Linked DNA regions of Homo sapiens: region 2 is linked to region 1. Evidence: chromatin loops called from intact Hi-C (ENCODE). Cell type or tissue: CD4-positive, alpha-beta T cell. All regions are shown on one strand. Links, peaks and the distances in the headings refer to the core of each region. The heading gives the core; the rest is flanking DNA. Region 1 holds the start of ZNF492 (zinc finger protein 492). Region 2 holds the start of ZNF257 (zinc finger protein 257).

What was found. Hi-C counts contacts between places; a loop is a spot of excess contacts. Peaks named below come from ENCODE experiments on the same cell type or tissue, not always from the same donor. Only the 100,000 strongest peaks of a DNase experiment are listed, where the experiment ranks them.
Region 2: it touches region 1 in a loop (3-fold over the local background); 2 of 110 quality-filtered maps call a loop at or near these places.

Annotation. Positions count from the first base shown.
Region 1 is chr19:22,631,287-22,636,665 of GRCh38, reverse strand. It overlaps ZNF492 (zinc finger protein 492), which reads right to left and starts at 2,342. Exons shown (of 4, transcript NM_020855.3): 1 at 2,192-2,342. In CD4-positive, alpha-beta T cell, for the core only: no CTCF peak of the experiment used is centred there; a DNase peak (open chromatin) is centred at 2,445; H3K4me3 peaks cover 1,401 bases; H3K27me3 peaks cover 248 bases.
Region 2 is chr19:22,049,235-22,054,613 of GRCh38, reverse strand. ZNF257 (zinc finger protein 257) reads right to left here and starts at 2,130. Exons shown (of 4, transcript NM_033468.4): 1 at 1,979-2,130. The coding sequence starts at 1,981. In CD4-positive, alpha-beta T cell, for the core only: no CTCF peak of the experiment used is centred there; a DNase peak (open chromatin) is centred at 2,183; H3K4me3 peaks cover 1,374 bases.

The DNA of each region.
Region 1 (5,379 bases), core at 68-5,067:
CAAAACTCCATCTCAAAAAAAAAATAATAAAATAAAAATAAATAAATAAAATATGGTAGATAAATATCACGGAATACTGTGTGGCCGTTAAAACACACATACACACACGCACACACACAAACACACACACACACACACACACACACACACAGAAGATCATGTCCTTTGAAGCAACATAGAGCAACATAGATGAAGCTGGAGACCACTATTCTTAGAAAACTAACGTAGCAGCAGAAAACCAAATGCATGTTGTTTCTAAGTAATAGCTGAGGCTGGGCGCGGTGGCTCATGCCTGTAATCCCAACACTTTGGGCCGAGGCGGGCAGATCACCTGAGGTTGGGAGTTCAAGACCAGCCTGACCAACATGGAGAAACCCCATCTCTACTAAAAATACAAAATTAGCTGGAAGTGGTGGCGCATGCCTGTAATCCCAGCTACTTGGGAGGGTGAGGCAGGAGAATCACTAGAACCTGGGAGGCGGAGGTTGCCGTGAGCCGAGATCGCGCCATTGCACTCCAGCCTGGGCAACAAGAGCGAAACTCCATCTCAAAAAAAAAAAAATATTTAAGTAAGAGCTGAATAATAAGAACACGTAAACACAAAGAGGGAACAACAGACAGTGAGGCCTAGTTGAGGTTGGAGAATGGGAGGACAAAGAGGATCAGAAAAAGTACCTGTTTGGTGCTATGCTTAGTACCTCAGTGACAAAATAATCTGCACACCAAACCCCCATGACACAATTTTAGCTGTATAACAAACCTGCATGTGTACCCCTGAACCAAAAATAAAAGTTAAAAGAGATTCATCTTTTCCCCAGGGTATCCACTTGAGAGGCTACACTCCATATCTCAGGTTGTCCTACGAAAGAAAATGACTTTAGGAGCTGATATTCACTAGATACTCTAGCAGACATCGCCATAGCGGTTATCTTGGTTTATTCAGAGACAGTACTGAAAGCCAGGACCAAGAATAAACGACAGGGTTGCTAAGCACAAATCACCCCATAACGTTTGCAAAATAAAAACATCTTGACACTAAAACATTCTCATAAGATCTTTATGCCTAGGGAAGACAAAAGAAAAAGAGGCACAGAGATTTTTTACAATTCACTATCGGGATATTCCTTGCTTTCTTCTCATGGGAAATATTTACAAACAGAAAACATATCTTTTTAAATATGCCATCTAATGCTTTGTCAAAAAATGATTAATTAAAATACAGTATGAAAAATGTACACTAAAGGACAAATAATAATGTAAATTAGGGAAAAGAAGTTGGCATTTGAGATTTTCAGAAGGAACTGAAAATTCAGTATTTTACTGCAAGCCAGAGTTAAGCTGGAGAAATGGGGTGTGGGGGGTTGACTTGAGAACCTGCTTGGGACCTATGTGAAAAATGCCAGGGAAAATCAGCCCCATGTGGCGGCAAATAGACTGAGGTGGCTCTAATCTTTGGATTCCTAATTTTAAAAAATCAAACTCAAATGCATTTTTTTTTTTTTAGAAATTACTACATTGGGGGAAACAAAATTCAGGCTTAACTAACGATAAACTGCCAAGTAAGCTCTGATTACACAACCAGGAAATTTGTAGGCTCAAGGTGAAAATTAAGAAACTACGTAAATATACCTAACCGATTATTGAATTTGGGTATTTTCATCTGCATCTTTCCTTCAAGATCCTCCCATGGACCGACCACAAACTACAACCCACAGCTGGGTGCTCTATAACTTTTGAACCACTCCTTGCTTAAATTTTTAAGTATTTTCGCGATAACTCCCATAAATTTTTAATAGAAGAAAAGAGGAACTAGGAACCCCATAAACCAAACCAAAGCTCTTCCCATTCGTGAACCCGCACCCCGAGTCAGGATTCTCCCCTGACCACCCTCCCGTGGTCCCTGCACAATCTGGGAGAGACACGACGCTGCGGGTGCAGAGCTGCCCAGAGAGGGCTCCAGGCCAGGGCACCGTCACTGCGCAGGGAAGAGACAGGACGCCCGGGGGTCCGGCTGCCAGCGCAGCCGCCAATCTGATGGCTGAAGGGGACTGAGGCTGGGCTGGGCAAGGCGAACTTGGGGCGCAGATTGTGGAGCCGACTGCGGGGAGGCCTGAGTCCCGCCACAGCCTCTTGCCACCGGTTCCAACCAGCCCCTTCCCCTCTCTCGGGATGTCGGACCCGGCACTCTCACCGTTTCTAGGCTTCCAGGGGGTCCTAGCGTCTTAGCTGTGGATCTCCCAATACCTGCAGGTCACAGGGCCACAGAGGATGGGCCTCTAGGACCAGAGGACGCAGAACAGCGAACACTAGACCATACTCCGACTGCAGCGAGAGACAAAGACCCCGCCACATCCCGGAAGCCGCCCTTTCCGCTCCAGCTGCGTGCCTGATTGGACAGTTCCCAGGCCAGCGTCGCTGAATGGATAACGTTTAAGACCCCCCCCCCCCCCGCCCTCAGGCCCTGAGTGACAGAAGATGTAACCAAACGCTGGGCCGAATGAGGACAGAGTGACAGCCGAAGGTGCAGCCTTTTCAGGCAGGGCTTCCTGCCTGAGCTGAGCCAAGCACACCGCAGAAGGTGTTTGCCTTTAACGTTGTGTGTAAGGTCTCATATATTTGTAAATAATATACTATATGGCTGCTCACACATGAAAAGAATAGAATAATTATTTTTAAATTTAGGCTTTTTTGTGTGTGAGACAGAGTCTCACTCTGTCGCCCAGGCTGGAGCGCAGTGGCGCGATCTCAGCTCGCTGCGACCTCCGCCCCCGGGTTCAAGCGATTCTCCTGCCCCAGCCTCCCGAGTAGCTGGGATTACAGGCGCCTGCCACCGCGCCCGGCTAATTTTTTTGTATTTTTAGTAGAAGCGGGGTTTCGCCATCTTGCCCAGGCTGGTCTTGAACTCCTGACCTCAGGTGATCCATCCTCCTTAGCTTCCTAAAGTGCTGGGATTACAGGCGTGAGCCACCGACCCCAGCCGGAAGACATTTCATTCTGCTGCAATTTAGCAAAATATTTGAGTACATCTTGAAGTTGTCTTTTGATTTTTTTTTTTTTTTAAGACATGGTCTCACTTTGTTTCCCACGCTGAAATGCAGTGGTGTGATCTCGGCTCACTGCAACCTCAGCCTCCTGGCTTCAAGAGATTCTGGTGTCTCAGCCTCTCCAGTAGCTGAGAATACAGGCGTGCACCACCATGCCCAGCTGATTTTTCAATTTTTAGTAGAGATGGGGTTTTGCCATGTTTGCCAGGCTGGTCTCAAACTCCTAACCTCAGGTGATCCACTCGCCTCGGCCTCCCAAAGTGCTGAGATTATAGGTGTGAGCCACCCTGCCTGGCCTGCATTTTGATTTTTACAATGGCAGAGCTGCTGTTGAAGATTTCAAAGTCAGAAGCAGCCATGGGGCAAAGCTCCAGAAGCACACCTGGAAATCACACACAGTGAATACATCCCTCACCCTGAACCAATTGTTTTCACCCGAGTCTGCATGTAAAAATCACTTCGGAGGTCTTTTAAAATCCCCCAAACACAAGTTGCCACATACCAATTAAATCAGAATTCCTGCAATGGAACCTGGGCAATAGTGTAAATATCTCTAGGTGATGACAGAGCGCAGCCAAGGTCAAATGCCAGTGCTGTAAACCAGTACTTTTAGGTGACTAGTTGCAAATTTTTTCTCAAATGAATGAAAAAATGTTTGCCGCTAAGTCATGGCTTTGTCTTACCAATATTACCAAATTATTGTTCTATGCACAACCAACGTCGCTATTGGTTTTGTTCCTGAACCAACCCAGTTGTATATATACTGAGTGCACACAAGGCCCTGACATTGGCCAATGTAGGTGCCCTGACATTGGTGATCGTTACTGTGAGGGAAAAATTTTCTAGAATAAAGGTTGCATTCCCCTAAAATTAAAAACATGCCATGTACCGAATTGGGGCTAAAATAAAAAGACGTATGGTCTCATTCAGGAGTTAAGGCTTGGCTGGGCACGGTGCCTAACGCCTGTAATCCCAGCACTTTGGGAGGCCAAGGCAGGCGGATCATGAGATCAGGAGATTGAGACCATCCTGCCTAACACGATGAACCCCCGTCTCTACTAAAAATACAAAAAAAGTTAGCCGGGCATGGTGGCACGTGCCTGTAGTCCCAGCTGCTCGGGAAGCTGAGGCAGGAGAATCGCTTGAACCCGGGAGGTGGAGGTTGCAGTGAGCCAAGATCGTGCCACTGCACTCCAGCCTGGGCGACAGAGCAGAGCGAGATTCTGTCTCAAACAAACAAACAAAAAGGGCTTGAATACTCTTTTTGGAATATTAGAAGCTGTATAATTATGCCCTGAGTGTGTGTGTTCCACCATAAAACAAACAAAAAAATGTTGCCATTATTCTGAGATACTAAGTTAGCATTTTGTTCAAATATGTACTATGGGCCAGGCGCGATGGCTCATGCCTGTAATCCCAGCACTTTGGGAGGCCGAGGCAGGCAGATCACCTGAAGTCGGGAGTTCGAGACCACCCTGACTAACATGGAGAAACCCTGTCTCCGCTAAAAATACAAAATTAGTCAGGCGTGGTGGTGCATGCCTGTAATCCCAGGTACTTGGGAGGCTGAGGCAAGGAGAATCGCTTGAACATGGGAGGCGGAGGTTGCGGTGAGCTGAAATCACGCCATTATACTCCAGCCTGGGCAACAAGAGCAAAACTCTGTCTCAAAAAAAAAACAAAAAAAAAAACCCAAAAAACAAACAACAACAAAAAAAGTACTATATAATTTTTTATTGATATATAACATTTATACAGAAATGTATGCACAAAGCATTCATTTATGTAAAGCTGAATGCATTGTTAAAAAGAAATACACTTCTGTAATCAGAAAATGAAACTAGGTTGGGTGCTGTGGCTCGTGTCTGTAATCCTAGCACTTTGGGATGCCAATGTGGGTGGATTGCTTGAGCTCAGGAGTTGGAGATCAGCCTGGGAAACATGGTGAGATTCTCCCTCCAAAAAAAAAACAACAAAAAAGAACCAGGCATGGTGGTGCAAACCTGTGGTCCCAGCCTCTGCAGAGGCTGAGGTGGGACAATTACTTGAGTCCTGGCGTGCGTGGAGGTTGCAGTAAGCCGAGATTGCACCCCTGGACTCTAGCCTGGCTGACAGAGCAAGACCCTATCTCAAAATAAATAAAATAAAATAAAATAAAACTAACCTCATTCATGCCCCAACAATCACTTTCTTTTTTCTTCTTAGACAATAACCATAATCTTAAGAGTTAACATTGTGGATCAATTTTGTGTTTTTATTTAAGTGTTTTATTATATAAAAATTTAAACATATGAAAAACAATGACAACAACAACAACAAAAATTCAATAGACCTG
Region 2 (5,379 bases), core at 211-5,210, 580 kb after region 1:
AGTGCCATCCAATGCTTTGTCAAAAAATGATTAAAATATGGTATAAAAAATGTAAACTAAAGGATGAATAATTGATAATGTGAATTAGGGAAAACTGGCATTTGGGAATGTCAGAAGAAACTGAAAATTTAGTATTTTATTATTTACTATTTTTGCAATCCAGAGTTAGGCTGAAGAAATGATGAAGGGGGAGGAGGGTAAAACTTGAGACTCTGCTTGGGACACATGTAAAAAATTCAGCGGAAAAGGCCGGACGCGGCTCACTCCTGTAATCCCAGCACTTTGGGAGGCCAAGGCAGGCGGATCACCTGAGGTTAGGAGTTCGAGACCAGCCTAGCCCACATGAAACCTCATCTCTACTAAAAATACAATAACTAGCCAGGTGTGGTGGTGGGTGCCTGTAATCCCAGCTACTCCGGAGGATGAGACAGGAGAATAGCTTGAACCTGGGAGGCGGAGGTTGCAATGAGCAGAAATCTCGCCCCTGCACTCCAGCCTGGGTGACAGAGTGAAACTCCTTCTTAAAAAAAAAAAAAAAGAAAAACAAATCAGCGGAAAATTAGTCCCCTGTGGCTTGTGAAAATAATTAAGTGGCAGGCAACTAGACTGAGGTGGCTCTAGTCCCTGGATTTCTACTTTAAAGAAATTTAACTCAAATGCATGGTTTTTGTTTTGTTTTGTTTTTTTTGAGATGGAGTTTCACTCTTGTTGCCCAGGCTGGAGTGCAATGGCACAATCTCGGCTCACTGCAACCTCCACCTCCTGGGTTCAAGCGATTCTCCTGCCTCAGCCTCCGGAGTAGCTGGGATTACAGGCATGCACTACCACGCCCCGCTAATTTTGTATTGTTAGTAGAGGCGGAGTTTCTCCATGTTGGTAAGGCTGGTCTCGAACTCCCGACCTCAAGTGATCCGCCCGCCTGGGCCTCCCAAAGTGCTCGGATTACAAGCGTGAGCCACAGCGCCGGCCTCAAACGCATGTTTTTATAAATTACTAAATTGGGGGAAACAAAATTGAGGCGTAGCCAACTATACACTACCATTTAACCTCTGATTACATAACAAGGAAATGTCCACCTTGATAGTACAAATTAACAAACTATGTAACTGCATCTAACCAATTACTGAATTTGGTTTTCTTTATCTCATGTTATTAAAGTCTTCTCTTCAAGCCCCTGCTATGGACGACAAATGACAAACCATAGCTGGGTACTTTACAATTTTTTTTTTTTTTTTTTTTTTTTTTTTGAGACGGAGTCTCGCTCTGTCTTCAGGCTGGAGTGCAGTGGCGCCATCTCGGCTCACTGCAACCTCTGACTTCCTGGTTCAAGCGATTCTCCTGCCTCAGCCTCCTGAGTAGCTGGGATTATAGGCACATGCCACCACGCCCGCTAATTTTTGTATTTTTAGTAGAGGCGGGGTTTCACCATATTGGCCAGAATGGTCTCAATCTCCTGACCTCGTGATCCGCCTGCCTCGGCCTCCCAAAGTGCTGGGATTACAGGCGTGTGCCACCGCGCCCGGATTTTTGAATCACTCTTTAATTAAATTCTTTAATATTTTTGCGGTGACTTCTGTATATTTTTAATAAGAGAAAAGAGAGACTCAGAACCCCACAGACCAAAGCTCTTCCCATTCATGAACCCCGCACCCCGAGTCAGGATTCTCCCCTGACGACTCTCCTGTGGTCCCTGCACAACCTGGGGAGACTCGGCGCTGCGGGTGCAGAGCTGCCGAGAGAGGGATCCAGGCCAGGGCACAGTCACTGCGCAGGGAAGAGACAGGACGCCCGGGGTCCCGGCTGTCAGCGCAGCCGCCATCTTATGGCTGAGGGGGACCGAGGCCGAGCTGGCCAAGGAAAACTCGGGCGCAGATGGTAGGGCTGACTGCAAGGAGGCCTGAGTCCCGCCACAGCGACTTCCCACAGGTTCCAACCACCCCCTTCCCCTCTCCCAGGATGTCGGACCCAGCACTCTCACCATTTCTAGGCTTCCAGGAGGACCTGGCGTCTTAGCTGGGGATCTCCCAATACCTGCAGGTCACAGGGCCACAGAGGCTGGGCCCCTAGGAGAAGAGGACACAGACCAGGGAAGACGAGACCTGCAGCTCGGGCTAGAGCGAGAGACAAAGTACCCGCCAAACCCGGAAGCCACCCTGTCCGCTCCAGCTTCGTGTCTGATTGGACGGTTTCCAGCCCAGCGTCCCTGACTGGATAACGTTTAAGGCCTCGCCCCTTTAGGCCCTGAGTGACAGGAGACGTGATCAGATGCTCGGCTGAATGAAGAAAGAGTGAAAGCCTAAGCTCCAGCCTTTTCAGGCAGGTTTTCCTCCCTGAGCTGAGCCAGGCCCAACCCAAAGGTATTTGCATTTAACCTTGTGTGTAAGGTCATATGCGTTTATACATAATACATAATATGGCCGGGCGCGGTGGCTCACGCCTGTAGTCCCAGCTACTCCGGAGGCTGAGGCAGGAGAATCGCTTGAACCCAGGAGGCGGAGATTGCAGTAAGCCGAGATCGCGCCACTGCACTCCAGCCTGGGCCACAGAGTGAGACTCTGTCTCAAAAAAAAAAAGAAAAGAAAAAAATACACTATATTGTTATTCACAAACAAAAATAATCTAATAACAACTATTTTAAAATTTCAGCTTTCCTGACCTTCCTGGCTTCTGGTTTTTTGATCAGGCAGCCTGAGATTTTAAGAAGGAGGCAATCATGGCCGGGTGCGGTGGCTCACGCCTGTAATCCCAGCACTTTGGGAGGCCGAGGCCGGCGGATCACCTGAGGTCAGGAGTTGGAGACCAGCCTGACCAATACGATGAAACTCCGTCTCTACTAAAAATACAAAAATTAGCGGGGCATGGTGGCGGGTGCCTGTAATCCCAGCTACTGGGGAGGCCGAGACAGGTGAACCCGGGAGGCAGGAGTTGCAGTGAGCCGAGATCGCTTTGAACTCCAGCCTGGGCACCAAAAGCGAAACTAAGCTCCGTCAAAAAAAAAAAAAAAAAAAGGAGGCAATCTTCTGAAATAGAATGTGAGCCAAATGTGAATTTTAAATTTTCTAGTAGCCAAACTTTAAAAAGAAAGAAGAAATAGGTCAAACTGATTGTAACAATTTCAGTAACCCAATATATCCAAAATATTACTATATGAGCAATGTGTAATTATTAATGTAGCATGTATATAGTTAGAACTATATCATTGGAACTAAGTCTGTTTTTTTTTGTTTTTTTTGTTTTTTTTTTTTTATTTTTTTTTGAGATGGAGTTTCGCTTTTGTTGCCCAGGCTGGAGTGCAATGGCACAAAGTGTGTTCTCTGCCTCCTGGGTTCAAGTGAGTCTCCTGCCTCGGCCTCCTGAGTAGCTGGGATTACAGGCATCTGCCACCATGCCCGGCTAATTTTTGTATTTTTAGTAGAGACGGGGTTTCTCCATGTTGGTCAGGCTGGTCTGGAACTCCCGACCTCAAGTGATCCACCTGCCTCGGCCTCCCAAAGTGCTGGGATTACAGGCGTGAGCCACCGCACACAGGCTACTAAGTCTGTTTTTTGCCTTTCCAGCACATCACAGTGTAGACCCAGCCACATTCCAGGCACTCAGGAGCCACACGTGAAGTGCAGCTCTGATGTTGGGTGGGTAAAGGGCCTGAATAAATTTATTCTGCCAGTGTGAAGGAAGGGCCTCTTCCTAACAACATCTCTCTTCAGTTTGGAGGATGGAAAAGATGGCGGCCATAGAAAGAGCAGAGGGCAGCAGGAATAAATTAACCACAAGTAGACAACTGCTGGCCACCTTTGGCCCACCTTCCTTCCAGAGATCAGAAAGGGAGCAAAGGATGATAGGTCCGGAGGAGAAGAAAACTCTAAGTCTTCATATCTGTGCATACTCTTGACCTGCAGTGTTTATATAGAGAGAAAATAGATTAAATGCAAACATATTTTGCTATTTGGCCTTGAACCTAATCATCGGGCCTCCTGGATTGAAGTGATTCTCGTGCCTCAGCCTCCGGAATAGCTGGGATTACAGGCGTGTACCACCATGCTCAGCTAATTTTTTTGTATTTTTAGTAGAGATGGGGTTTTGCCATGTAAGCCAGGCTGGTCTTGAGCTCCTGGCCTCAAGTGATCCGCCCACCTCAGCCTCCCAAAGTGCTGGAATTACAGGCATAAGCCACTGTGCCTGGCTATGATATATTTTTACATTTATGGTTTAGGTGATATGTCCTTCTTCTCTGTCATGTCCCTGCCAAAATGTGGGATGATGACATATCCCTGGACCTAGCACATAGTTAACGTGACTCTTGTATGTTGCAGAGGCCCCACATATTTTGAGTAGTGTGACATATGACTAGACCAAACACCTAGAAGATGGGAGGCACCTGTCTGTTCCCTGTAAACAGGGTGTTAGCCCTACCATTCTCAAAAGCCTCATGACATATCTCTGCATTCATCACCTAGGAGATGTGACTCTCTTCTGCTGCCTGCATCCTGCCAACAGGAAAGATTGTGACATAACATTTGGCCCAGCAACAGGTTGATGTGTTTTCTTTTCCTGGGTCCTGTTCACAGGGAGCGTTGTGACATATCACTGGGCACAGCACCCACATTCTGTGACTCTGCTGCCTGTGCCCTCCTTTCAGAACAGGAATGTAACATATCCCTGGCCAAGCACCCAGGTGACGTGACTCTTCTTCCTAGTTTCTGCCATGAGAAAAGATTTTGATATATCTCTGGCCTAGCACCAAAATGATGTGACTCTCTTGCTCACTGTCTATGCACAGGTGGGATTTGTTCAGCTCACAGGTGAGATGATAACTCTCATATATCAAATCAACAAATAGGGAACATACTGTCTTTCAAAGCTAGGCTTAGGGAAATATGTAAGATTCTCAGTCTCCTCCTTGTATGAAGGTCATAGTGGATTACCACTCTCTTGCATGTCATATAAACCCTTCAGGTGGTACAGAGAGTGTCATCACAGGGCCCAGCACACAGGTGACATTGCATTTCTTGTATGCACACCGCATCATCTATTAGGATTGTCACCTGACACATGCACAGAGCCTACTGGTAAGGTCTTGAATCTCACATGAGGATGCAGTCTACAGTTGAAATTGTAACTGTCATCGTTGAACATCTGGCTGCACTTGAGATGGTGACTCATTTTTAACCTAGCTCCACAGCAGGTGAGAACTCTTTTATCTGGAACCAGCCAATTATAGAGATGTTGACTCTCATACCTGGGCTTAGAACCACAGGTACAATCACGAGTCCTTACCATCATGAAGGTCACAGAGTGGTTTGCAACACTCGTTAATACTGTAGAAAGCTCTCAGATGGTACTGAGAGAGTCTTAGCAGAGCCTAGTACACAGGTAAGATTG